2 separate regions of the Homo sapiens genome follow, and region 1 is linked to region 2. The links are chromatin loops, found by intact Hi-C in ENCODE. Cell type or tissue: PC-9. All regions are shown on one strand. Region 1 overlaps FAF1 (Fas associated factor 1). Region 2 has its middle 45 kb from the start of LINC01562.

Region 1 (2,500 bases), 260 kb after region 2:
AGTAGCTGGGACTACAGGCACCCGCCACCATGCCTGGCTAATTTTTTGTATTTTTAGTAGAGACGGGGTTTCACTGTGTTAGCCAGGATGGTCTCGATCTCCTGACCTCGTGATCCACCCGCCTTGGCCTCCCAAAGTGCTGGGATTACAGGCTTGAGCCACTGTGCCTGGCCACCTGCATTATTATTAATCCTTACAGCAGCTTTGCAAGATTGTTGTTATTACCATTGTATGAGTGAGAACACTGAGACTCAGAGAGGTTAATAACTAAAGTCACAGGGCTAGTTAAATGGTAAAACTGCATTTGAAGCTAGTTGTGCTTTGAGTCAGAGCTTTTTTTCCACTACACATTGTTTCCTGCCAATATACCTTCCTGAATAGTACTGTACCCTAAACTTTGCTGCTGTATAAACACACCTACTTGGAAGAACTCTCCTGAGGTCACCTGCTTAGCTCATTATGCCCTTTTGGAATCCATTCTTCTTTAAAACAAAAGAACCAAGATGTATTAAAATGTCATTAACAGGCTGTAATTGAGAATTTCCCACTTTGGCATTATGATTTTACTACTTATCAGTACATTTCAAAGATATCCCTCTCTTGAAATGCTTTGTTAACTACACCCCCAGATTACCCTAAATAAATGTTAATTTGCTAACATTTTGGTTAAGCTAAATGAAAAAAATGAGTGGCATAGATCATTGGAGTCTACTTGGAAAAAAGAAGGTATTTGCATCTTGGTGCTTAATTCTTTATGCGATAAATTGCCTAATATATGTTATTTGCTTTTTAAGAGTTGTAGACTGTAAATTACTGACAATTTGTATAGCGTTACATTATATTTGTAGCTTCTGGTAAGACAGAATACTTATAAGTTATAGCTTATAATAATTATAAAAAAGCTAAGTATGGTTTGTGTTCCTTTAAATAATCTTATAAATCTTTAGATGTACTTTGTTACCTGAATAATTGTGAATCGTGGGGGCAGGAGCCACATCTTTTTCCCACTATATTTCCAGACCCTAACACTATGCCTGGCACATGATAGACATTCAATGAATATTTTTGGCAGTTTTATTATTTCCTGAAAGTCTTGTGTGAAAACTAGCATGTAATGAAATTCCCAAGATGTGTTAAATGTTTGCTCCCTCTTGTGGATAGAAAAGATAATGTAAGCTCTTACAATGAATCTATTCTCTAGTTTTTGTTACCAAAAGATATAATATAAACAGTGTGTAAAATTTAGGGAAATTTTTATTTTTTTGAAGGGATCTGAATACAATTTTATCAACCAAAGATCTTTTAGTTCACATATATTCATAAAACATGCATTAATTCTTGCTCAAGTATCATTTTTTAAAACTATCCAGGATAAAATTTATATACTAGTACTCAATGTAGAACTTAAATAGCACTGTTTTGGGAGCCCACTCCTTCTGCTTTCCTATGTATAAATTGTATGAATGATGAAAGAACTTTCTGTTTTAATTCTGTTAATAAAACTCTATTAAATATTGTGGGATATACTTTGAGAGTATTATTAAACACATCATTTCCTAATAATTCAAAACATTTTTTATTTTGATTAAAAAAAGAATCATTTTGCTAGCCTTCCCAGTTTTTTTTTCTTTTCTTTCTTTTTTTTTTTTTTTTTTGAGACAGTGTCTTGCTATGTCACCCAGGCTGGGGTACAGTGGTATGATCTTGGCTCACTGCAACCTGTGCCTCCTGAGCTCAAGCAATCCTCCCATGCAGCTGGCACCACAGATGCACGCCACCATGCCTGGGTATTTCTTTGGATGTTTAATAGAGATGGGGTTTCACCGTGTTGGCCAGGCTGGTCTCGATCCCCTGAGCTCAGCTTAGCCTCCCAAAGTGCTGGGATTACAGGCATGCGCCACTGTGCCTGGCCAGCCTTCCCTAGTTTTTTTTTTTTTTTTTTTTGAGGTGGAGTCTCGCACTGTTGCCTGGGCTGGAGTCCAATGGCGTGATTTCGGTTCAGTGCAACCTCCACCTCCCAGGTTCAAGCGATTCTCTTGCCTCAGCCTCTCGAGTAGTTGGGATTACAGGCGCCCGCCATCATGCTCGGCTGATACTTTGTATTTTTAGTAGAGATGGGGTTTCACTATGTTGGCCAGGCTGGTCTCGAACTCTTGACCTTGTGATCCGCCCACCTTGATCTCCCAAAGTGCTGGGATTACAGGCATGAGCCACTGCGCCTGGCCGCCTTCCTCAGTTTTTAAATACAGAACACCTATTTTCTTTTAAGTGTGATATTTTTATTCTAAAGAATTAATGCCGCTGAGACTAAAAGCAGCTGGGCTTTGGAAATGCTTTGACATGTAGAATAAATCTTTTAAACAAAGGTATAGATTCTTGACGTTCTTTTCTCCATATACTCAAGAGACTTTCATATTACTTTCTTAGACTTTTCCATTCTATTATTTATAGTAGAAGTTGACTTTCATTTTGAGGCCACTTTTGAAATAGAACCAATATT
Region 2 (2,500 bases):
TCTTTTTTTCTTTTCTTTTCTTTTTGTTTTTTTTGAGACCAGGTTGTCCAGGCCGGAGTGCTGTGGCTCCATCACAACTCACTGTAGCCTCAAACTCCTGGGCTCAAGCTATCCTTCCACCTCAGCCGCCTGAGTAGCTGGGACTAGAGGTGTGTGCCACCACACTCTGTTAATAATAATAATAAAAATATATAGAGACATGGTCTTGCTATGTTGCCCACGTTGGTGACCTCCTGGCCCCAAGTGATTCTCCTCCCTCAGCCTCCCAAAGTGCTGGGATTATAGGCATGAGCTACCATGCCTGGCAGACAGGGACAGTATTTCATCCTGAAGAAATTAGAGAGCCAAGGGAAGGGTTTTGGCAGGCTAAACAAACAAAAGGTTTGTTTAGGTTTTGAGGATAAGCATTTTCAAAAGGGAAATTCTTTTTCTCTGCCTTTTCCTGTAAGTAAAATTCCTATTGATTTCAAAAATCTACTCATTCATTCAGTAACTATTTACTAAGCACTTACCATGTGCCAATGAAAGTTACAGGAACTTAGGATACAGTGATGGACAAAACAAACATTCCTGACACCATGGATCTTTTGTCCTGTTCAAGCCAGATAGTACCTTCTCCAAGATGTCTGCCTGAAGTCTCTCAATCATACTTGCTATTTCCTTCTGCTTTTATGGCGCATTGTACTATGTTAATGACATTTATTGTAGTCTGCTTCAAGTTGGAGCCATGCTTCAAATGTTAAATATCTTCCACACTACACCAGGGGGTTCTTGAGTTTAGTGTCTACGTTATTAAACTGTCTCCCAAGAGCAGAATTGGTTTGGAGCAAGTAGAAGTGGATCTTGGTTGAATGAGCAAATTATTCTGTCTACAGCCTGAAGGGGTTAGTCCTACATGGTGGAGCTTTTATTGCAGCCGCTGCCAGGCATTCATTTGGAGGAATTGGGAGCCAATCTGTCATGGGCTTAGGCGATCTGGGAGCTGTATAGAAATGACATTCTCAATGAGTGATTATTACTGATAAGTGATAACAAAGTTCATTTGTATGACTATGGGCATAATAGGAAATGAAGGTCTGGATAATTCTATTATGAAATTCAAATAGCTGTCCAGTTTAATGAATGTAAATGGCTCTTTGATGAAGACATGGAATGATGCCAGTGAAAATGGTGACTGCAAGTAAGAAAATTTTTCTTTGGTTTAAACTTCAAAGACTGAATAACTGGGTCTTATATTTGTTTCCATATTTCACAAATTATTGAAATTTAGAGGAAAGATCTCTGATTTTCTTTAAAAAAGGATTACTGTAAAAACCTAAAGCAATTGTTTCTGCTGGATGTCAAATAGTTGCTGTTGTGTTGCTGCACAACCAACAGAGGGAGCCCTTGCCATAGAACCTAATAACTTCCTTACAGAGTTTGTACATTGGTAGAAAGCCAATGGAAGAACAGAAAAAATAAAAAGAATAGAGGAGTTAAGATGTTAAACAATTTGGTTTTAAACTGTATTGTGAATCTGGAATCTCTTTTATGAAACTGGGTTTGGGGGATTACAGATATTTCAAAAGAGTGTGTACGTGTATTGGATTTTTTAAAAGCTCTTTACATACTGCCATAGTGATCATTTATCTTTAAAGCACACAATTATATTACTCTTCTGCTTAAAACTCTCCAATGGTGTCTTCATCACTCATATGACAAATCCAACCTTATGGGGTTGTAAAGATTAAAGCAGATAATATATAGCATAATGCCTGGCGCATAGCTAAATTATCAGTAAATTCTTAGCTATTATTTTTTACTACTGTGTCTTTTACTGTACTGATGGTTCAGACTCGATGCTTTCCAAATGGCCCCATTCCTACTCTGGCTTTAATCTGCTTAACTCCCTTCTTGTCCTAGAGGTTTCAGGACCTCAGAAATCTTGCCTCACTTACAGTGTGGGAGCTCTTTTGGTACATATCATATTGTAATGATTTGCTCACATGTCTCTCCGACTTGAGAGCAGAAGTCATATCTCATAAGTTGTTCTGTCTCCAGGGCCTAGTAATAGAGCAACCAACTGTCCAGGTTTGCTTGGGATTATTCCAGTTTTGTTTTGTTTTTTTGAGATGGGGTCTTGCTATGTTGCCCAGGGCTGGGCTCAAGCAGTCCTTCTGCCTCACCCTCCTGAGTAGCTGGGATTATGGGCACACACCACCAGACCCCAGGCTATTTTTTGTTTTTTAGTTTTGTTTTTTGGAAAAAAGGCAAACACATTTATTCTTTTTTTTTTTTTTTGTAGAGACGAGGTTTTTCTATGTTGCTCAGGCTTGTCTCGGACTCAGCTCAAGTGATCCACCTGCCTTGACCTCCCAAAGTGCTGGGATTACAGGCATAAGCCACTGTGCCCAGCTCATACAAATTTATTAACATGTACACAGGGAGAACCATAGAGTGATTACCCTGACTGTTCCAGTTTTAGCATTGAAAATCTCATGTCCCTGGAACTCCTCAGTTC

What was found. Hi-C counts contacts between places; a loop is a spot of excess contacts. Peaks named below come from ENCODE experiments on the same cell type or tissue, not always from the same donor. Only the 100,000 strongest peaks of a DNase experiment are listed, where the experiment ranks them.
Region 1: a loop joins it to region 2, with 25 times the contacts of the local background. A loop is called at or near these places in 43 of 110 quality-filtered maps.

What each region holds. Positions count from the first base shown.
Region 1 is chr1:50,928,227-50,930,726 of GRCh38, reverse strand. All of the region lies in intron 1 of FAF1 (Fas associated factor 1), which reads left to right. Among named protein-coding and RNA genes, the nearest start is that of FAF1, 31 kb to the left of the region's middle. In PC-9, CTCF peaks have their summits at 987 and 1,188 (motif pointing left); no DNase peak of the experiment used is centred here; H3K27ac peaks cover 583 bases.
Region 2 is chr1:51,188,491-51,190,990 of GRCh38, reverse strand. No RefSeq gene overlaps it. Among named protein-coding and RNA genes, the nearest start is that of LINC01562, 45 kb to the left of the region's middle. In PC-9, CTCF peaks have their summits at 1,171 and 1,374 (motif pointing right); no DNase peak of the experiment used is centred here.